Linked DNA regions of Homo sapiens: all the other regions are linked to region 2. The links are chromatin loops, found by intact Hi-C in ENCODE. Cell type or tissue: mammary epithelial cell. All regions are shown on one strand.

Evidence for each region. A loop is a pair of places that touch in the nucleus more often than their neighbours do. Peaks named below come from ENCODE experiments on the same cell type or tissue, not always from the same donor. Only the 100,000 strongest peaks of a DNase experiment are listed, where the experiment ranks them.
Region 1: it touches region 2 in a loop (4-fold over the local background); 3 of 110 quality-filtered maps call a loop at or near these places.
Region 3: a loop joins it to region 2, with 7 times the contacts of the local background. A loop is called at or near these places in 3 of 110 quality-filtered maps.

Annotation. Positions count from the first base shown.
Region 1 is chr2:14,899,773-14,907,772 of GRCh38, reverse strand. It overlaps a transcript of NBAS not described here. Among named protein-coding and RNA genes, the nearest start is that of LRATD1, 270 kb to the right of the region's middle. RefSeq lists a silencer at 3,725-3,774. In mammary epithelial cell, CTCF peaks have their summits at 636 (motif pointing right) and 3,786 (motif pointing left); no DNase peak of the experiment used is centred here.
Region 2 is chr2:14,424,971-14,432,970 of GRCh38, reverse strand. No RefSeq gene overlaps it. Among named protein-coding and RNA genes, the nearest start is that of LINC00276, 28 kb to the right of the region's middle. In mammary epithelial cell, a CTCF peak has its summit at 4,827; a DNase peak (open chromatin) is centred at 4,600.
Region 3 is chr2:14,941,212-14,949,211 of GRCh38, reverse strand. It overlaps a transcript of NBAS not described here. Among named protein-coding and RNA genes, the nearest start is that of LRATD1, 310 kb to the right of the region's middle. In mammary epithelial cell, a CTCF peak has its summit at 3,942 (motif pointing right); no DNase peak of the experiment used is centred here.

The DNA of each region.
Region 1 (8,000 bases), 470 kb before region 2:
AGCAAGGTGAATGAGACAAGGTCTCTGCCATTGACTTAAAGATACATAAATGATAAGGCTGAAAGCCAGAATGTGATTATTGTCAAAAGAAATAGTCAAGGAAATATCTTCGTAATTTTGGCCACGGTGGAGGGAGGCACTCGGGAAGAAGTTGCCAGAAGTCATTGCATTCAAGCCTTGCCTAGAAGGAAACTTGGAAGGTAGGAAAAGAACTGCTTGCCGTTGAACATCTGCTGTTTGTCTCTGGATGGTGCTCGCTGCTTCATATGTATTTTGCTATTTAGCCTCATTGACTTCTCACAACAGTGGAGTGATGTACCAAAGAGGAAATCAGATGCTGTGTTCTCTCTGGTGTTGCACAATGTGTGTAGAAAGAAGCCCTGTGCTGTTTTGCCCTGGGTTTGTGTTTATGTGAAGATGTGCTTCCTTCAGACGCAGTGAAGTGCTTGAGTAAGTGCGTTGCCAGAGCTCCCATCTTCCGAACAGAGGACACCATTTTATTACGTAAGCCTCTGTGGTGGAGCAGGATGAACTAATTACCAGGGTGACAGCTGGGGACTGCAATTGCAGGAGGCTGGCCCAACTAGAGACTCCACTCTCTCACTAGAGGCCAGTAGAGGGAGTAAATCCTTTCTACCCCACAGCAGCCAGGGCACTAGTGGGCCAAAGATAGTGGTGAAGAAACGCAGGAAGCAAATGCATTGGGTACAAGGCTGACATTTTAATTTCATTCCCAGGAAGTGGGCGACAGGCATGGACACCTGCCTCTCAGGAGGTGTAAGAAGCATAGCCTCTGCTTGAGGGATTCAACTCGAAGTCATTTGACAGTAGGTTTGGGGGAGAGAGGACAGGAAGCAGACTGGAATAGAGGAAATACGCCAAACTTAGGCTGTGTCTCTTGTCGTCAATATTAAATAATGGGCACCCTCGACTTTGTCTTCTCAGATTTGGCAGAAAAAAATTATTTTGTGCTTTTATTAGGGGTTTTCTCCACGTTGAGGACTGAGCTTGGAATCGCAACATCAGAAAAATCGGAGAATAATGGAGAAAGCACTGAGCCCTGAGAGCCAGGCCATTGGGTCTTGTTCTGCCCCAGATTCTGGTGGGACATTGGGCAGCCCATGCCACCCCCAGGGCTTCTGCCCCTGTCGAGTTATCCCTCAGAGCTTCAGGACTCCAGAATTCCACAACTCTCTAGGGCAGAGCAAGGCGGCCTGGGTAGGAACAATAGCGAGTAAAGGTGGGTCCCCAGGAACAGCGTGTGCCTTTGAATTCGGGTTCACATCACAGGCAGAGGCAGCCTTTCCGTGCCTTCAGTAGCTGAGCCAGTGCATTCAATTAGAAAGAGAACAGACTGAGGGGTCAATGAGATGTGAGTGTGAATCCTGGCTCTGCCACTTACGAGCAGGCTATTTGATCTTGCTTATCTTTCTTTTTCTCACCTGTAAGTGGAGAAGCCTGCAAAATAGAGATAATAAGCACCTACTGTTTAGAGTTACTTCTAGGATTAGATGAAACACGTAGACACAAATTGTGCACAGTGCCTGCCAGAATACCAGGTGTTCAATTAAGGGTAGGTACTGCTGTGGCGGTGGCTGCTGCTGCCGCTGCTACTATTAGTACTGTTGCTACTACTACTACTACTAATACTACTACTACTGCTGCTGCTGCTGCTGCTGCTTACCACTGCTGGAGTGCCTACTGTGTTCCAGAAATTGAATTACGGAGTGGGAATAAAGTGATGTGTTAGGAATATTCCTTGCCCTTGGGAAGCTCCCGATTTGATAATATTGTACAGACAAGCGTACTCATCAGTGTATGCAGCTGACTGTGACACAGCCTATCACATTGAGACAAAGAAAGTGCGCTGAGAGTTTAGAGATAGAAGGTGTTTTTGAATGGGGCATTGTACAAGCCTCCTTGGGGAAGTTGCCTTTGAGCCTCGATGGGATTTACATAATGAAGGCATTGTAAAGAAGAGGCAACCCACCCATTCAGCAACCACCCTCTATCCTTACCTCCCTGAACACACATGGGTCACGTGTGGCCTGCAATGCTTTCATTAGGATGAATCTTATTTTGATCTTCCCAGATTACAAACACTTCAACCAGGTCACTTTTCTCACATGGCATTCAGTTCAAAACACATGAAGGAGGCAGATAAATAGGTCATCGGCATTTGACAGATCTTGTTTATTTCTCTGTTGGCCAGGCTATTTGGTTACTTATTCCCTGAGGAGTCCACAGAGAGCAAGGCAGGGGCACCAGAGAGAGTTGGGTTGTTGGCCCAAGTCTCCCGCAGCCACCGAGCGGGACAGCTGGGCACAGGAGGCACTGAGCAGCATGTGGTTCTCTGCTCTGGTTTTATGGTTCCATGTCTGGGTTCTTCAACAATTTACTTTTGGAGTCTTCAGTTAGTTCGTTCATCCATTTGTTTATTCAACAAACATTTACTGAGCACTCACTAGAGTTACTCCATTTAATAGGTTGCGCACAGTGATGGTTAATATTAGATGTCAACTTGATTGGATTGAAAGATGTCTAGATGGCTGGTAAAGTATTTCTGGGTGTGTCTGTGAAGATGTTGCCAGAGGAGATGGACATTTGAGTCTGTGAACTGGAGAGGAATACCCACCTTCAATGTGGGTGGGCACCATCCAATCTGCTGCCAGTGCGCCTGGAACAGAGCATAAACACCTACTGTTCAGAGTTACTTCTTTTTTTTTGAGACGGAGTCTCACTCTGTCGCCCAGGCTGGAGTGCGGTGGTGCGACCGGCTCACTGCAAGCTCCGCTTCCCGGGTTCACACCATTCTCCTGCCTCAGCCTCCCAATTAGCTGGGACTACAGGCGCCCGCCACTGCGCCTGGCTAATTTTTTGTATTTTTAGTAGAGACAGCGTTTCACCGTGTTAGCCAGGATGGTCTCGATCTCCTGACCTTGTGATCCGCCTGCCTCGGCCTCCCAAAGTGCTGGGATTACAGGCTTGAGCCACCGCGCCCGGCCTAGAGTTACTTTTAGGATTAGATGAAATACGTAGACACAAATTGCGCACAGTGCCTGCCAGAATAGCAGGTGTTCAGTTCAGTGTATACAGCTGACTGTGACACAGCCTATCATACTGAGTCACAGCTGACTGTGACACAGCCTATCATACTGAGTCACAGCTGACTGTGACACAGCCTATCATACTGAGTCACAGCTGACTGTGACACAGCCTATCATACTGAGTTACAGCTGACTGTGACACAGCCTATCAGCCTGTCATACTGGAAGAAGGTGGGATAAGCCGACTTGCTGAGTCTTCCAGCCTCCATCTTTCTCCCGTGCTGGATGCTTCCTGCCCTTGGACATCACAATCCAGGTTCTTCCGCCTTTGGACTCTTGGACTTATATCAGTGGTTTGCCAGGGGCTCTCGGGCCTTGGGTCACAGACTGAAGGCTGCACTGTCGACTTTCCTGTTTTTGAGGTTTCTGGACTCAGACTGAGCCATTACTGGCTTCCTTCTTCCCCAGCTTGCAGATGGCGTATGGTAGGACTTCACCTCGTGATCGTGTGAGCCAGTTCTCCCTAATAAACTCCCTTTCATATGTACATTTATCCTATTAGTTCTGTTTCTCTGTAGAACTCTGACTAATACACATCCCTTGCCCTCTTAGAGCTGGTGGTCTAGATGGAAAAGAAAAATACAGATAATTATAAAATGTGAAAACACAAAATGAGAAATGCCCCCGTTTCTCTGAGTGTCCAGAAGGGAGCGCCTCGCCCAACCTAATGGGGTAGCCTATGGAGGGCGCTCGATGCCGCCCCCTGCAGGTGGTAACCGGCACTTCTCCTGGGTCTCCTCTTTCCATTGCCCTCTGCCTTGCTGGGCACGCCTCCCCCCACCCTCAGGCCCTGCTGTGTCTAACATCCCATCAGGTGTGACAGGGGGATGGGGGGGACAGGCATGCTTCTCCCCTGAACTTCGATTTTCTCAGCTGTAAAAAGGCAATGTTGAGCTCCAGTGTTGACTTTTGCTCCCCGATTCCTTTGAAACCATGATTTTGATCATTATTCTGCTCCTGTGAAAACAGTTGTGTGGTTTTTGTACTAACGTGAAAGTTTTCCTCAAAGTGTCTCGTTTCAGTTCTAGTGAGAAGCTGGTTCTGGGGATAGTGATACTGCCAATGTGGCTTTAAGATTCTCCTCCACCCCCTATTGTTTTCTTTTCATGCATTTCAGTGAAAGGCCAATGACAGGTACTCCTTCAAAGTGGTGGGAGTCACATGGGAGCAGCTTTTCCTGAAGTGCTGGGCCAGGTCCACTTTGTCACCTGGGGGTGTCTTCTGAACACACAAGGCTGTTATCAACACTCTTGGAAAATACTTTATATGTATTTTTCATTTGGCTTTACCAATTTCTGGTTTTTATTTTCAACATGTTTCTTTCTTTTTTTTTTTTTTGCAAAGCTTATTTCACAAATTTAAAAAAGTCTGGATGTAGCATGTAGAGATCCTGTGACATTCAGAAGATGCTAATACTGACTGAATTTAACCATCTTCTGCAGATGGAATTGCTTGTATTATCATTAAAAGGCTTGGCCACCACTAGAAAATGGGTTGCAAAATATTGTGGTTGGCCCTTACACGCTAGGACACCCTGGAGAGGCCAAGACACTGTATGTAGAAGGTCTTGGTTTGTTCTCTTATTTTTTCATTTTTTTTTTTCATTCATCAAAGCTTCTTGCCACAAATTGCCTTTCACTGGGATGGGTCTTTGCCATTGGTTCAAACTGTGCCTTTGCTGTCTCTCTTCTTTTAGCCTAGCTTTTATCATGGGCTTACCCATGTGACTGCCTATTCTTTGGTTCCCTGACAGAACATTCTCACCTTGTTTATTTTCCTCAGAATGGCCAATGTGCTCTAATAATAACTATTTGTGTGGATTTTGTTGGAACCCCTTCTTCTCAGACTTTCTGGCTTTGAGATTCTGTGTATTTGATTAATTACCTACCAATTCCAGTCTGAATTACCTCCTTATAAACTTATTACCATTTTTCGATACTCCTCCCCTTTTCCCAACCTCCCAGAAGCTCAAGTTTCAGTCTTGTGTTGATGATTATAATTTTGATCAGGGAATAGGTCTCATTGCCAATGAGCAAAATTCCCAGGCTGACATTTAAGACAGGAAGCAATGCTTCAGACCATCTCCCTGGCCATTTTCCAATGTTTGCACAGATATTCTACACATGGGTCTACATATACAGAGCTTCTCTCTGTGTGTATCTCTCTGTTTTTCTCTCTCCTTCTCTCCTTACTTCCTCTTACAGGAAATATTAGACATAAAAATGTGAGGATTAGGCCAGGTGCAGTGGTGCAAATCTGTAATCCAAGCACTTTGGGAGGCCAAGGAGGGTGGATCACTTGAGGCCAGGAGTTGGAGAACAGCCTGGCCAACACGGTGAAACCCCATCTCTACTAAAAATGCAAAAATTAGCTGAGTATGGTGGCGCATGCCTGTAATCCCAGCTACTTGGGAGGCTGACGCACAAGAATCACTTGAACCCGGGAGGCAGAGTTTGAAGTGAGCTGAGATCATGCCACTGCACTCTAGCCTGGGTGACGGAGTGAGACCCTGTCTCAAAAAAATGAAAGAGAAAATGTGAGAGTTGGAAGGGAAAAAGGGATGATTGCTATACGAACTAAGCACTCCCATTTTACAGAAGAAAGAAGAAAATTCAGGAAGCTTGGGAGGTAGTCACAAGACAGCTTGAGTGACTCATAAAAGCTCAGTGGTGCATTTTCTGGTGGGAGGCTGTTATCGCGAGAGGACAGCCAGATCCCATGGGTGTTTCCAAGCATGTCACTGCTGTTCCCAGCATGTGCTTTCTTGGGCATTGTCCAGGGTCCATTCCTGCTTGTGGAACTGTCCTTCCACAGCACATTTAGTCTTTTTTCAAGGTCAATGTTTTCAGGAGCCATCACTGAAGGAGAGAGCTAACTCTAGTCTGATTCCTGGTAGAGATGAAACTTGTGAGGGCTGTGGGCTGTGTATTTAAAAATGATGAATTAAGTTTAATGAATATTTCCTTACTAGATTTCTATCCCTATTAAGTATTTTGCAAGATTTTTATTACTTCCTAAGAATCTAAGTTATTTCCCCTCATTTTTCTTGCAAAGGATGAGTTCAGTATTTCAGCTGTTCTCATTTATTGTTAATTCTCTTTTCCTCGTCATTTATTAGAAGATCCATTTTTCTCTGTGGTTTATCTTTTTATCCCTTAAAGTGTTTATAAAATCCTCTTTAGCTCTTTTACCACTTAAAAAATTACCCTTCCGATTTTTTTTTTTAAAATTACCTGAGTCTTTCTGGTTTGGCCTTTAGCTGAAGAATAATCAAATTTTCTCCTTTATTCTGATTCTTTTTTATTACTAAACTCCTTTAAACTTATAATTTTTTGAACTCTCTCTGCTAAAGCTATAATGACAGTTTCTATTTTTACCCAGTCTGGTTGGAATGGAGCTGCAATTCCATTTGATTATGGAATATACTTTTATTGAGCACCTACTAACTAATCCATGTGAAGTGACTGTCACAGTGCCAGGCACACAGTTAGCACTCAATATATGCTGACATTATTGTTATTTCCAGGCACCATGCTGTTGACCCTAGGGTTACAAAGATGGACAAGAAATGAGCTGTGCCTGTGCTTAAACCTGGCAGTGACTTTCCCTCACCTCCATGGGAATTTCAAGTCCTTAAGATAGACCCCAAGGCTGTCAGTGCAAGTCCCTATCTTGTGGACCTCAAGTATCAGCCACTACCCCCGTAGCCATATGGAATTACAAACTTGGCATAGATATTCAGGTTCAAGCCTTTGCAGATGGTTAGTATGGAATGATTTCCTTTTATTTCCTTAATCCAGTGTCACCTCCTTTCACAGATATTTCCTGATGCTGTGTCTCCCCTGAAGTTCTTCTGCTTCCTTTGTGCTAGTTACTATGCCCTGTGCATACTTTGTTCTTGAACTTATCATGCCTTGTGCGACTGCTGAAAAATTTCTTTCTCTCCTTCTCTTAAGAATAGGACTTCACCTTATTCAGATCTGTATGCTCCAGTGCCCATCTTGCCATTCAGAAAAGTTTGTCAAATTAATACTGGGCATAATGGAGTTGTTATTTTAGAAGTAATGAACTTATTGGGTGATATAGAAGAGAAGGAATTCTTTATAGGTGCGGAGATTTGGGAAGGTTTCCTGGCATTTATAACCAAACCATAACCAAACCATAAAGGATGAATAGAATTTCAGTGGTGAAATTTCACAAAGTAGGACATAGCAGATGAAAGGAATACCTGTACAAAAAAGGCAAAAGTGGTAAAAATCTCAGTTTCCTTTTTTTTTCTTCTTGGAACAGAGTAAGCCTTTTAATACAGCTGAAACAGGCACATTTAGTGGGAAAATTGATATGTCATTCATGCCTTTTTTCTGTCTTCAAATATTTGTTGAGCATGCTTATGCATCTTGCACTGAATACTTAGAAAGGTGGAATGGATCATGGAAGGCGTGTTTAATATTAGGCCAGGGAGTCTCATGGTGAGAGAGAAAAGCAGCTGAGCAAATGGGTAGGTCTTTTTCTTTCCTGAAGAATTGGCTAGAACCAGTCAAAAAAAAAAAAAAGCATGTGACTTAAAATCGACTTCGGAACTCTCATTTCCATTCTTTCTAACCACTTTTTGGATGTCCTTTTGTTCTAATGTTATCTCCCCCTCCCCTTTTATAACTGCTCTCCTGGAGCATCTAGCAATAGTCACTGATCACTGATGTCTTAGTAAAGATTCTATGAACCCTCTCTTTCTTGTAAGCCAACTTTTACTTTGTGGAATGAATTACTTTGCTCCCTGAAAGCAGTCAGCAGGTGAGAGAGCCACAAACTTGTAGATGTGTTTCTTTTCTTAGGCTCCTGAAATCATGGGCTCCAGGTGGCCCGTTTCCCAGGGTAAAAAATAATTTCAGGAGC
Region 2 (8,000 bases):
TTACATTAGTTGACATTTGATTGTAAGAAAGAGTTTCTCTCTGTTAGTTTATGTATATATTTACTTATTTATTTCAGTATACACTTATGGATTTATATTATATTAAACAAGTTACAGTCTATTTTTATCTTTATTTTAATACTTAAATTATCTCATAATTAGCCAGCAGAACACCTTTCAAGCTGACCCTGTGCCTGTTTGACAAACCCTCATCATTTTGTATTTATGCTTTTCCCTTTAACATAATAAAATATTCTACTTTTGTTCTGCACTGTTTATACTGCATCCCTCTAAATCAGCCATTTTTCCATAGAACATTAGTAAAGAATGACACTTAGAAGTCAAGATTTGGGTTCTTGACATGCTCATTGCTATTGAGATCCCATTGCTTATTGACATTTTCAGCAGACACACTAAGAAATAAATATATTTATACACATACACATACACAAGCACACACATGCCTATGTACATATACACACAAGTATATGAATATTTACATATGGTTATATCTTGTATGTACACACCATACATATTTAGATATATCTCTATAACTATTAATCTATATTTTTTATTGGAATTAGAAGTATTGAAGCAATCCTAAGAGTATAAAAATATGTAGATATTATATATGTATATTACATACATATACGTTTAAATCATGAGTATGTGTGTATAATTTATATAGCATGAGTTTCCACCAACACCTCCAATTCCAATCCAAAAAAACACAAGAATTATCCTAGTCAAGTCATTTGAACTTCCTTCTGTAGTGAAGAACATAGCTTCCATTATCTTTACTTACATGTTCATTCCCTCTTTAGGTAGTCAGTATATTGACCCCACTGGCTGCCTCTTCAGCCACAGACTCACAAGTCTTGGTCACTGTCCTTGGTCCCGTTTCCTCCTTGACCACAATTCTATATACCTTTCCATCCCCAGCCTCCCCTCCACCCCCAGCTGCCATTTGGCCCTGGCTTAGCCAAGATTTGGTAACCACCACTGCCTCATGGAAAGGTCTGGATGGGAGCCAATAGTTAATTCTTGAAGAAAATCGAAATGAAAAGCAGACAGAGCAAGAGAGAAAAAGGAGTATCAGCAGAAGTATTTTTGATTCAGTGTTGGGCTTAGATGTTTTTCTAAATTGTTAGAGCTTAATTGTGTTCTTTCATCAATTTAATCTAACCAAAATAATTTAAGATTGGCTAAATAATAGACTTTAATAAGTGTTGGGTGCTAATCATTGCTTTAAGTTTGAGATAGAGAAAATGGAAAATGTGGTAAAAAAAAAAATGTGCTCAGCATGAGTAAAAGAAGAAGGAAGTAATATTTAGTGACCATCTACTCAAGACTAACCACTTTTCATAAAGTTTTTAGTTATTATCAGTCTTGATATTAATAATTTCATGTAGCTATCATTATTCCCATTTTAGTGATAAGCAAGTTAACTTCAATTAACATGCCTTTCATACAACAAAGCAAATGTATTACTTTGGCTGATTTGAACCTAGATTTGTCTGACTCCAAAAGTTTGCTTTTTTTTTCTCTATTTCTACCATTCTTACTCTAAAGGATTGCATGTCTAACTCATAAGTAAATACAAGAGTTGGAGTATTAATAATGTTGCCTTGATTAAAGATTGGCACGGCCTCAATGTCTAAAGAAGGTTGGAAAATCAGAAGTCGTGAAGACAGAAAGGATGTGTTGAGTTTTGAAGTGTGTCAGAGGTATTTGGGGTCACCTTTGAAAAAAGATCAGGGACTGCATTTCCTGGCATGTGGGGAAAGAGGAGTTATTTCTAGCTATGTCCAGCCAGAGGCAAAATCTTTGCCTTTGGAGATAAGGATTTTTTTTTGTAACTGCATATTTCTTATAATAGACTAGATTTTAATGCTGGAGCAATTTCTAATATCTAAGCAAGAATTGCTTATTCCAGGTTGGCTGGTTGTGATACCTGTGGTGTCTTTCCCATTAAAAAGTATTTTTCATGTAACCCAGATGTTCTGTTCTCAAAATCAATCCACAAAATAAGAATACATTTCATATTTAATAGCAAAATTATGATAACTTGAGAACTGCTGGCCTAATGGTTACCAATTAGCCTTCTTAAACTCTCTGAGCGTTCTCTGGGGTGCTAACTCATGTGTGAAGGAAGGGGCCCCACATTTTTCCACTGAGGATGAATTTTCATCTCATCACTGTCAAATAAAAAATCCAGACTTAGTAAAGAGATACTTTATTCAAAAGAATATTAGAAGAAGGAGAAAGGGACTAGCAAAATAAGGAGAACTCTCTGACCATGTGATTACCTAGGGAACAAGCATTTTAGCCAATCATTTATGAAACAATGGGAATTTGGAGTGTCTGTGTCTTACCACATGTAAATAAGATGGGCATCCGTGAATCATCAGAGTCATATGGGGAAGGGTGTTTCTTTGCAGTTAGCTGTTTTCCAGAACACAAAAGATTAGGTGGAGTACTTCTTAGCCATCCCTGTTTTACAGCAGTTTTCCTCAACCTTTTTGGCACCAGGGACCAGTTTTGTGGAAGACAGTTTTTCCATGGACATGGCAGGTGGGTGTGGGATGGTTTTCAGGATGAAACTGTTCCACTTCAGATCATCATCAGGTGTTAGTTTGATTCTCATATGGAGCATCTGGATCCCTCCCATGTGCAGTTCATGGTAGGGTTTGCACTCCTATGAGAATCTAATGCCACGTCCCTCTGATCTGACAGGAGGCTGAGCTCAGGTGGTAATCCTCACTCGCCCACTGCTCACTTTCTGCTGTGCAGACCAGTTCCTAACAGGCCAAAGACTGGTACCAGTCCATGGCCTGGGGGTTGGGGACCCCTGTTTTACAGGAGCTCAGGGCTCAGGCAAATTTCAACATTGTCACTATGTTTGGACTGATGCATGATCACTGTGTTGCTGGGCACACTTGGCTCCTGGGGGTGATGCTGCTCTTGCCACTGCTCTAGGCCCCAGAGGCTGACTCTCCTCCTGTCCACACACCTTCCCAAGTATGGAAGAGAAATTTCCATTGATTCAAGGTGCACAGCTGAGGTCAGGCTTTGCATTTTAGTAAGAAGTATATTGAAAGTTTGGAGAAGAAGGACAGTACATCACAGAGAACAACTCAAAACAGTCACATCTGGTCATCGTAATTTTAAGTCCAAGTTTAAAGCCAGACTACACTCTAGTTAAAGGTGCAAAATGCGAGTCTTCATTTCCTGTCCCAGCATCAGCCTTTTCACAAGATGATACAATTGAATTGTCCTCTTACTTAAGATAAAAATCCAGTCTTAGAGAGTAATCTTGCCTTTGGACAGGCACCAAGTGAAGCTATTAATATAATCAACCTAACAAGACTACACTCCACAATGCCACATATGAAGTGTCTCATGTCCAGTCAATATTGAGCCTCATCTTATTCTTTTCACAGCACCTTTTCCAGGATAAGAGAAAAATTATGGTGTAATAGCCTTCACCTTACTAAAGTCCTTTCCATCTCAGTGTGCTACTCCTGATACCATCTACCCAGAAAAGAACATACAAAACCCTCTAAGAATAAGAAATTATTTATAGACGCCATAGTCTAAACCCAGACAAAATAACATTCATTTTCACAGAGACAATAAAAAATATTTCCCAGAATATTCTGCTTTCACCTGGTGTCTCCCAGCTGGGTCAGTTCTGTTTATCTTTCCAGACTCAGGTTAAATATTCTTTCCTCACTTAAATTCATCCTAACTCCACATTTATCGGTCCTCTTCTTACAGATCCTCATAGTACTTTTCACTGACTCATTGTCCTTCATACATTTATCATCATTAATTATTTGTGTAATTGTTGCTTATTTTTTCTGTCTCCTGTAGTAACTGGTGAACACCATTAGGAGTAGGTCAGACTTTTTAACACTCTAACTCTCCTGGCATAGAGAGGAGGTTCCATAAATATTTGAGTGAAAATCTGTAGAGAAAATCTTTGATAAAAGATACATCTCATTTTTATAGAGGAGAAACAGAGAAGTTCTGGGTCTAAGACATCAGTATTCAGGTGGAAGATGACCTCTGGCTTCCTAAAAACAGCAAGTAAGACCTAACTTATATTGCATAAATATATGGCATGGTTCTGTGTTTTCTGTTTTTCCCCAAAATAAAGTCATTACCTGCCTTAAAGGTAAATTAAAGTCTCCACTCTTGAGTAGTTGAGAAAATATGCAGGAATCTACAAAGTGGCAGTTTTTTCAGCTTCTATACCCAACATGATATTTAAAGTAATAGCTTATTCTCAGCCAGGGTTTGAGGTTATGTATGTTATTTTCAGAACTAATGATGTATAGTGTAATGTAGTGTAATTTGAGCTCTTCAAATGATAATACCTGTATTTATACTGTGATTTACCATTTTCAAAGCAATTTTACATTGGCTCATTTAATCTTCATGAATACTTTTTGAGGGAAAATAATAAAAAAAAAACTTGTACACCCATTTTAGAAATGAAGAAACTGCAAACCACATCCATTACCTAACTAACCCATGACCACACAGCCAAGAGCAGCACTGGGACTCCAGCCCAGTTCTCCTGACTTTAACTCCAGCATACTCTCCGTGATTCTCTGGCTGCTGAGTCAACAGCAAGGCGACTTGGCCTATTTCTATCTTAGTTTGAAATAGTTTGTGTGTCTTTGGCCTCCTTTTCAAAATGAGAGCCATCAGTTGGGTTTATCTCAAAGTGAATTTTGTTCTTTGGCACTGGACCTTCTTTTCTAAAGGATAGTCATATTTGGAAAGGATCTCAGCAGTTATTCAGTCCAATGCAACACCCCCACCATGTGGCTGTCCAGCCTAAACTTGAATATTTGAAATGATGGAGAACTCACTCCTTTATACATGCCCATGTATATAAATGTTGGCTTGAGATTTATGACAACTCATGAGATAAATACTACAATTATTTTTACTTTATAAAAAAGGGAAACTGGGGCACACTGAATTTAAAGAATTTGCCTAAGATTACAAATCTAATAAATTATAGACTGAGGATTTGGCCCCTGTCAAGCTAACTCTAAAGCCTTCTTGCTAAATGGCCATAGTATGCTGCCTGTGTATCTAGGTAGTATATCTCAACTGTTTCAAATGAGAGTAAAGCCTTGCAAGTATTCTGATGCCAATTTGAATGCACATAGACGTGTGTCCAAATAGATGGGGATTAAGGAAAGGAACACATTATTTAGAGATTTTGGTTTTGGCTTTATTCACACAACTTGGCTGTGGCAGTGCAGGATTCATCACATCCAAAGGAAATGTATTGGCAAAATGCTTCCTTCTTTAAATGCTCCAAACCATTCCATGGTGATTCTGGAAATTATCCCTTTTGGTTTAAGATAGTAATTAAAATCAAGAGTGGAGATCTAGTTTCATCCCAAACTGTATTTAAATTCAGAGGCACACCCTCCAGCCCTGTCTTCAATGTATTTATCTTTAAAACTGAACGTGAAGTTCAGAGTACACAAAGAATATCTTTATATTTCTCAATATCTGATTCAGCTTGGCTCATGATCCACCCTTTTTTTTTTTCCGGTGCAGAAAACTAAATCTCACAAGTTAAGGTAAATTTTCCAAAATCTAATCTCATTTAAGTAACTACTTCATCAAACCCATTTATCTCAGTTCCTCCCGCTTCCTTCTTTTTCCTGTGGCAGTATCAGGGTTTGGAAGCTCTTGGCCTGGAGTGGGGACAGGGTAGGATGGGAGGTGGGCATGTAGTCCCAGCCCATTGTGTATTTTTGCAGACCACTACTGAGCTGTGTCTCATCCTGCCAGGTCTTGATCATCAGCCCTGCTCCTGAGAGAGCTATATTGTCTGCTGGCCTGATTCACCATGGTCTCCAGTTGTAACATACTCTGTCTCCTTCCTATTCCAACCTGGAGGGCTCTTCTCATCTGCTTGCACTTCAGACACTTTCAGATGCTCCCCTGTGACAGTTGGCACTGCAGGAGACTCAAAGATAGTTTCTTCAGGTCTTCCTGTAGCTGTTGCTGCTCTACCCAGTAGCTAAGTGGTTTGTGATATTTGCAGGCCATAGCCCAAGGAGAGAGAAACTTTCTCAGCTTTGAGATCCTCTAAACTTATTTAAGGTTTTCTTTTCTTTTTTTTTTTATTATACTTTAAGTTTTAGGGTACATGTGCACAACGTGCAGGTTTGTCACATATGTATACATGTGCCATGTTTGTGTGCTGCACCCATTAACTCATCATTTAACATTAGGTATATCTCCCAATGCTATCCCTCCTCCCCCCACCCCACAACAGGCCCCAGTGTGTGATGTTCCCCTTCCTGTGTCCATGTGTTCTCATTGTTCAATTCCCACCTATGAGTGAGAACATGCGGTGTTTGGTTTTTTGTCCTTGCGATAGTTTGCTGAGAATGATGGTTTCCAGCTTCATCCATGTCCCTACAAAGGACATGAACTCATCCTTTTTTATGGCTGCATAGTATTCCATGGTGTATATGTGCCGCATTTTCTTAATCCAGTCTATCATTGTTGGACATTTGGGTTGGTTCCAAGTCTTTGCTATTGTGAATAGTGCCTCAATAAACATACATGTGCATGTGTCTTTATAGCAGCATGACTTATAATCCTTTGGGTATATACCCAGTAATGGGATGGCTGGGTCAAATGGTATTCTAGTTCTCTCTACCACCCTTCATTCCCAAGGTTTTGACCCCAAAAATGGAGCATAAAGTAAGTCTCCCCCACCAACTCTCACACACGGAGACACACTTACATCTCAATCCCAAGCTATACCCATCACCCATGTTTAATGCAGAACTTTTTCTTATCATTTCCACACATGGTTGTTGTACAACTCTTAGGTCAGCAATTTTCCCTTCCCACTCCATGGTTGGTAGCTGAACTCTGTATTCTCAGTACTAGAGTTCTTAAAGAGCTAAAAACAACAGTGACAGTGACAAAAGTCTCTTTCAGTTTCAAAGTTGATAAAGTCGGATACCAAATGAGGCTTTTTCCATTGTTTTGGAATTTTGGCTGAAACCCCAAACCTGAGAACAAAAAGTACCCTGAAATTTTAAATAGAGAACAAAGTTGCTGCCAGTTACCTCTTCCAGTGCTTACTGAGAGGTTACCAAACCCATCTTACAATCCCTATCCTTCCCTCCTCAAACAACCTATGCAAATAGGAGCCTAGGAATTCCAAGGAAATTGGTTAAAGGACATGAAAAAATTGTCGGTAGTAATCATACTTGAAGCTTTTCTATTTTCATTGTTCAGTGATATGGAAGGGATTCTCCAAAAGAATTTCACTTAGAGAGATCTAGGGTGTCAGCAGGAAAGAGAATGGGATCACCCTCTCCAGGTGGATGTTGCTGAGCTGTAAAATTCATAAGTCATAAGTGCAGTGCAGCACATCAGAGTATAGTACTATGAAGCAATTCTTAGGAGAACTTATTACAGGTGGTCTGGTAACCATAGAATATGGTGCATGCTTCTAGCTCAGCAGCAGTAGGTGGCTGGAGCAACACTGTTGGGAGCAACTCTGTTGGGAGAGCAAGGAAAGAGGCAGTCAAGGGAAGACTACCCTTTGCTGTTTGGTACAGCAGGATGTTTGAGAGTGGCCCAAATGGATACTGTGGAAAGTAGCTAGAATCAAGCCATCTTTTAGTTGCCCAATAGGGTGTGCTTTGGGGCAAAGGGAAGCCAGCAGAATCTGTGAAATGTGTTCCCAGGGGCAGAAATGGAGGTGAGAGGAATTGACTAAAGGTCCAGGTGTCAATGTCAGGAATCTGTGCAATGTGAGGTTATCACAAGGATTCTGGAAAACCCAGATGCTTTATCTGGAAAGAATAAGCATGTAGACATCTGCTGCACCGAGAACATCACTGGATAGTCAGCACTAGCCTGAAGAGACCATGAGAGCAGGACCTGAGAAATGAAAAATATTTTTTTTCCCCTTTTTGAGAAGAGCCTAAAGAGGT
Region 3 (8,000 bases), 520 kb before region 2:
GCTTTTGAGATCTTACACAAAAATTATTTGCCAAAACCAGTGTCCTGGAGTGTTTTCCCTATTGTTGTTTCTAGAAGTTTCGTAGTTTCAAGTCTTAGTTTAAGTCTGTAATCCAATTTGATTTGATTTTTGTGTGTGGCAAGTTATAGGGGTCTAGTTTCATTCTTCTGAAATGGTTATTCAGTTTTCTTGGTATCATTTGTTGAAAAGCCTGTTCTTTTACCATTGTATGTTTCTGGTGCTTTTGTTGAAGATAAATCTGTAAGTGTGTGGATTTATATTTGGGTGCTTTATTCTGTTCCATTGATCTATGTATCTGTTTTTATGCCAGTGCTATGGTAATTTGGTTACTAGCTTTGTAGTAAATTTTGAAGCCACTTTGCAGTAAAGATGTGATGCCTCCACCTTTGTTCTTTTTGCCAAGGATTGCTGGGCTATTCCGAGTCTTGTGGTTCTGTATACATTTTAAGATTTTTTTTTCTATTTCTGTGAATAATGTCATTGGTATTTTGACGAGGATTGCATTGAATCTATAAATTGTTTTAGGTAGTATTGTCATCCTAACAATATTAGTTCTTTCAGTCCATAAGCATAGAATATCTTTTCAATTTTTTTAATATCCTCTTCATCATTGCTTCATGGTTTTCCTTGTATAGATCTTTTACTTCTTTGGTTAAATTGATTCCTAGGTATTTTATATTATTTGTAGCTATTGTAAATGGGATTGGTTTCTTGATTAATTTTTCACATTTTACACTGTTGGCATAAATAAATGCTACTGATTTTTGTATGTTGATTTTGTATCTTGCAACTTTACTGGATTTATCAGTAAAGAGATCAAGCCATAACAAAATGTCTTTTATTAAAAATATGCCCAGGACCTGATAGGTTCACTGCTAACTTCTACCAAACATTTAAGGAATAACTAAAATAAATTCTACTCAAACTCCACAAAAAGATGGAAAAGAAGGTAATACTTCCAAACATGTGGTGAGATACCAGCATTAGTGATATTAAAACCAGACAAGAACATAACAAAAAAGAAAACCACAGGTCAATATCACACCTGATACTCATCATCTGATGATCATAGATGCAAAAATGTAGACTATAGTTATCCTATTGATCTATCAAACACTAGGTCTTACTTTGTCCATCAAACCATATATTCCATCAAACCAAATTTGACTAGCAAACCAAATTCAACAATACATTGAAAAGATCACTCACCATGATCAAACTGGACTCATCCCAGGGATGCAAGAATGGTTCAACATATGCAAATCAATAATAATGATACATCACATTAACAGAACCAAGAACAAAAACCATATGATCTTCTCAATAGACATGAAAAAAGCATTTAATAAAATTAAACATCCCTTTATGATTAAAAAAAAACCTCATGAAACTGGTTATAAAAGAACATACCTCAAAATAGTAAAGGCCATATCTGACAAACCCTGAACAGGGAAATATTGAAGTTTATTTCTCTAAAAATGGGAATAAGAGAAGGATGTCAACTTCTACAACTTGTGTTCAACATAGTACTGGAAGCCCTAGCCAGAGCAATTAGGCAAGAGAAATAAAGGGCATCCAAATTAAAAAGGAAGAATTCAAACCAGCCATGTTTACAGGTGACATGCTCTTATACTTAGAAAAACCTAAAGACTCTACCAAAAAACCTGTTACAACTGATCTCTTTACTTGTTATTGGTTTAATGTCTGTTTTTAAAAAATTTCTTCATGGTTCAATCTTGGTAGGTTGTATATTTCCAGTAATTTATTTGTTTCTTTTAGATTTTCCATTTTTTGGCATATGGTTACTCCTGATAGCCTCTGATGATTCCTTGTATTTCTTTGTTCTCAAATGTTATTTTTCCTTTTTCATTTTTAATTTTATGTATTTGGGTCTTCTCTCTTTTTTCTTGGCTAGTGTAGTTTAAGCTTTGTCAATTTTGTTTATCTTTTTAAGAAAATCAACTTTTTGTTTTGTTGATCTACTGTATTGTTTTTTAGTCTCAATTTCATTAATTTCTGCTCCGATCTTTGTATTTGTTTCCGTCTACTAATTTTGGGTTTGTTTTGTTTTTGCTTTTCTGGTACCTTGAGGTGTACTGTTAGGCTGTTGATTTGAAATCTTTCTACTTTTCTGATATAGGCATTTATTGCTATAAACTTCCTATTAGAACTTCTTTTGTTGTATTTCATAGATTTGGTATGTTATATTTTCATTTTTATTTGTTTCAAGAAACTTTAAAATTTTCTTCTAATTTGTAATTGACTCATTGGTAGGTCTGGAACATATTTAACTTCCATGTGTATGTGAAGTTTCTGAGGTTTCTCTTGTTATTGATTTTTTTCCACTTTAGTCAGAAAAAATACTTGATATGATTTTTACTTTATTGAATTTGTTCCGACTTGTTTTGTGGACTAAGATATCACCTGTTCTAGAGGACATTTCATGCACTGATGAAAAGGTTTATTCTACAATAGTTGGGTAAATGTTCTGTAAATGCCAGTTAGGTCTATTAGGTCTAGTATAGTTTAACTCTCATGCTTCTTTGTTTCTGTCTGGATGATGTGTCCATTACTGAGAGTGGGGTGTTGAAGTCCTTTGCTCTTACTGTTTTGCAGTATACTTTTCCCTTTAGATTTTATTAGTATTTGCTTTATATACTTGGGAATTCTGGTGTTGGGTATATAGATATTCATAATTGTCATATCTTCTTTCTGAATTGACCCTTTTATCATTATATAGTGACCTTCTTTTTCTCTTTTTACAGTCTTTGATTTGTAGCCATCCCACTCCTGGCCTGTATGGTTTCCTTTGAGAAGTCTAAATTGGAGGTCTTTTATATGTTTTTGCCTCTTTTCCCTTGCCGCTTTTAGGATCATCTCTTTGTACTTGGTCTTTGAAAATTTGATTTTTATATGCCTTACAGTAGTCTTGTTTGGGTTGAAACTGTTTGGTATTCTCAGATCTTCCTGTCCCTGGATATTTATCTCTTTCTCAAGGTTTTGAAAGTTTTCTGTTATTATCCCCTTGATAAACTTTTTACTCTTTGCTCTTGCTTGATACCCTCTCTTCAACACCAGTAATTCTTAGATTTGGTCTTTTGAAGTAATATATATATTTTGAGACTGAGTCTTGCTCTGTCACCCAGGCTGGAGTGCAGTGGCATAGTCTCGGCTCACTGCAACCTCTGCCTCCTAGGTTCAAATGCCTCAGCCTCCCCAATAGCTGGGATTACAGGCACGTGCCACCACGTCTGGCTAAATTTTGTATTTTTAGTAGAGACAGGGTTTCACTGTGTTGGCCAGGCTGGTCTTGAACTCCTGGCCTCAAGTGATCTGCCCACCTTGGCCTCCCAAAGTGCTAATATTACAGGTGTGAGCCACTATGTCTGGCCTATTCTCTATATCTTGTTGGTGATTTTTATTTCTTTTCATTCCTTTTCTTTTTTCTCCTCTGACTGTATATTTTGAAGTAGCCTGTCTTCAAGCTAACTGATTCTTTTTTTTTGCTTGATCCATTCTGTAGTCAAGAGCCTCTAATTAATTTTTTAGTTCAACATGTACATTTCTCAGTTCCTATATTTTTGTTTGATTTTTAAAAATTATTTTAATCTCATTAAATTTTTATGATAAATTCCTGAGTTGGCTTTGTGTTGTCTTGGAAATCACTGATTTTCTTTAAAACTAAAGTTTTGAATTCTTGATCAGAGAGCTCATATATTGCCATCTTGTTAGTATGAGTCACTGTTTCCTTGCTTTGTTTCTTTGGGAGATCATGATTCTTTGTTTGCTGTTGTGTTCTGTGATGTAGGTCTGTGTCTGTGCACTGAAGTATTAGTTATTTATTCCAGCCCTCTCTACATGGCTTGTTTTGTTTTTTCCTGGATATATTTGCTTAGTGGTTCTTTACTGCTAGGTTGCTGCCTCCTGTTTGGCTCTAGGTGGCACCATAAGTCCGGGTTCGGCTCAGCTTCAGTAAAGGATTGGAGTGCTGCCCTTCCTGAATGGGGGAAGTCCCAAAGGGGATATTCTTGCACTGCTGGAAACTTGGCTAGGGGTTCCTGCCCAGGGATCCTGTGAATAAACCTCCGGCAGCTTGGTGCTGCTGAACAGCCACTCTGATTTGGCATCTCCTTTGGCTGAGTTACACAGTAGAGTTTCCAGGGATGGGGATGGTCGCCCTCCCTCTTCACTTTGTCTTTGCCTGTCACAGGGACATTTTTCCCTTCAGGCACTCATGATGCTTCTCCTGCATTACGGCAGAGGCAAGTGTCCTGCCAGGACACCCAAGATAGTGGGGAAAGTGAGATTCAGGTGGGCAATCACCATTTCCGGTATAGAAACTGTGAATTGGGTAAAAATTTTCTGCTCACTTGGTGCTGGGCAGAATGGGGGGAGGGACATTGTGAATGTGGAAGCCTGATTCTCTTACCATCTGTTCAGAGTTTTTTTTTTTTCTTTCACTTTTCACTTTCTGTGTCCCTGAGGACTGTCTCGTCTTCATATTTGAGTTTTGAAAGATTGCTGGTGATAATCTTGTGCCATATGTTCATTTTTTGATTTTCTGTAAGGGCTAGTGATGTCAGCTTGCTTGTATGCCACCATTTTGGAACCAGAAATCTCACTGTTCTTTTAATACCTTCATGGAAAGTGAACTCATATCACTGAAAGTCACCAAGGTTCAAGTCACAGCTGTATCAATGATGGGCTGTGTGATCCTGTGTATGCTTCTTACCAGTTGTGTCAAGGACGTGTTGGAGAAGAGTACCGACCTTGTAGGGTTGGGGTGAAAAATAAATGAGATACTTGAAGTGAAGCACTTTACACTGTGCAGGATTCATAGCAGGGATTAGCAGTTTTTTGTTTTTTTGTTTTTTTGTTTTTTGTTTTGAGACGGAGTCTCACTCTGTCGCCCAGGCTGGAGGGCAGTGGTGCGATCGATCTCGGCTCACTGCAAGCTCCGCCTCCCGGGTTCACGCCATTCTCCTGCCTCAGCCTCCCGCGTAGCTGGGACTACAGGCGCCCGCCACCATGCCCGGCTAATTTTTTGTATTTTTTAGTAGAGACGGGGTTTCACTGCGTTAGCCAGGATGGTCTCGATCTCCTGACCTCGTGATCCGCCCGCCTCGGCCTCCCAAAGTGCTGGGATTACAGGCGTGAGCCACCGCACCTGGCAGGGATTAGTAGTTTTTTTTATTTGGTTGAACGAATGGAGCAATCATCCTCATAGCTTCCTGGAGAAGCAGGGGGAACTTTGTGGACCAATGTGGTTCCTTCTTTGGGACTTGGTGAGATGGTGCCTACTCCTTGTTTGCTGTGCTTGCAAAAAAGGAATCATGGGGCTTTCTCAAATCCTATTGGAAAATAATTTACTTTGAGGTTATAGTCATGAAGTTTAAAAAATTAATAAAAATAGAAGCGATTCTATCAGAGACATAATAAAAGAAACAAAGTTCCTAAGAATCTGAACACCTAGGTTTCAATTCTGACTCCAACATTTGTGAGCTCAGGCAAATCACTACTTATATCTGAGACTCAGTTTTCACAGATGTAAAACAAGGGTAAGGGTTATTAATTAATAATAAAGTGGTCTTGAATATTTATGTACAAAGAACTGTGCTAATTACTGGAAGGTGATGCATTAATAATGTAAATTACCCTGAATGTTTTCTTCCAAATATTATATTCTGTGATTGTATGAATTTTCTAGGTTGACACTGCAATGCAATTAGGTAGCTTTTAGGAATTACAGTCAGAAGGCAATTTTACAGCAGATACGCTTTTTTATTTGTCAGTAAAGAAGAATGTTTCCAGCCTCTGGGTTAAAGTTAGGCTGTAACATGAAAATATACATGAAATTGGTAAGATAAAATTATTAGTGGCTCTTTTAGTTCTGCTCATGCATGGAATTAAGGGGATAAAGTGGTTCTTTGATGCAGATGTAGTAAAGCTTGCTACAAGTGTATCCGGTGGCCTTTCATTCTGAAGGTTTTGGTGAGTCATTGAGAGTCCCTGATTAGGAACATGACTAGAAGCTTTGCATTAGAACGGCTCATTTGATAATTTATGCATGTGCTTCCAAATTTGGAGGGCAAAAGCCTGGGGAATATGCTAATAGCCTCATGCTGAGAATGAGGAAAGAGAGAACATGCTGTTCATTAGCCATAATAAAACCATAAGGAGACCCACCTTTGCGTTCCCTTTGCTGAGGGAGGTATATTCAGAGAAGAAGGCAGATCTGCAGAGAGGTCCCTGGCTCTCCTTTTGCAATAGTAGAAACCAGGTCTTGCCTTTTATTATGGGGCTTGGAGTCCAAAGAAAAGGACTACACTTCTAACAATACTTTAAGCATAGGTGAAAGTCATTTTTCTCTACAGATTGAGACTCAGCTGTGATGAGTTGAGCCTCTACTATGTGCTTGGGCCAGGCCTGACTAGACTGTGTAATATCTTCCTTTCTGTGGTCCTTGGCTTCTCCTTGTGTCAATAGGGGGTTTAGGCTTTAGCTGTGACACTCCACCTTTCCCCACAGGGAGTGGGAGTTAGAGTCTGTATTAGTCCATTCTCTCATTTCTATAAAGGAATACCTGCAATTGGGTAATTTATAATGAAAAGAAGTTGAATTGGCTCATGGTTCCACAGGCTGTACAGGAAGTATGATGTTGACATCTGCTTAGCTTCTGAGGAAGCCTCAGGAAACTTACAATCACAGTGGAAGGGGAAGGGGGAAAAGACATGTCACATGGCTGGAGCAGGAAGAAAAGAGTGAGGGGTGAGGTGCTACATAATTTTTAAACAGATCTCATGAGAACTCACTATCATGAGGACAGTACCAAGAGGGGTGGCACTAAACTACTCATGAGAAATCCACTCCCATGATCCAATCACTTTCCACCAGGCCCTACCTCTAACATTGGGAATTACTATTTGACACGAGATTTGGTGGGGACACAGACCCAAACCATATCAGGGTGCCTTCTAGATAACTGGCAGCTCTTGAATACCAATACAAAATTATCCTGAACGAGGTAGAATAGTTATTTTGGCTTTAGCTTCAACTCTCTGATAAACTTTTGGAAAATCACCCTTCTTTCTAGACCTCAGTTTCTATATTGTAAAATAAGGGGTTTGGAAGAGAATTTCTAGAACCATCGTGTCTCAATTTGGTACTCAACGGTTTGCAGTTGGGAATACCTGAGAAGCTGCTGGATATGTTCCCAACTAGTCTGAGAAAAAGCAAACCTACCCATTGGAGAAAAGAAGCAATGAACATTGTAACTCATCCTCCAACCAGTAGAGAGCCTCCCCCTCTTTCTCTGTGGGTATTATGTTTGCATATTGAAGTCAGTCAAGAAAGCAGAGACCAGAATAATCAAGGATGTGGAAGGAAATGAAGATGCTAAATCCGCAGTCTGATAACAATCTGTGGCTGAAAATAGGAGACCAATTCCTAAGACAAAATCAGCAGAAAATCTCAACAATCAGATAATTTGTCGCTATGACAATTGGGTTTAACAATCTCCTAATTGAGTGTAGTCCTCTGTGGGAGCGGGTGACACACAGCAGCAGCCTGAACAGCAGTCACCCTGTTTTCAGTGCTCCGGGAAGTATTTTGAGCCCGTCAGCAGACCATCCATCTGCTCTGCCTTCCTCCTTCCTGAAAAGTGCATCTGCAAGAAAGTCCAGGGCTGGAGGCCAGAACGGATGCGTTTGAAGCTTCCAGGATTCCTTTCCACTTAGATGAGGTCAGCAATTTCTGAAAAGAGCTCCCTGTTCTTTCTTGGAGTAGGAGCAAATGCTTTTTGAAGCTTTCAGAGGCCCACATGTAGAGGCTCTGTCCAAATGAGCTACACATACACCCTCCCAGCATTGCTCTGGGTGGAAAAGAGGCTTGTCTTTCTCCAAAAGCCTACAGAGATAGTCATATAAACATAGATCATCTGGAATTTCCACAGATGCCTGGACTGTTATGGAAAGAGTGTA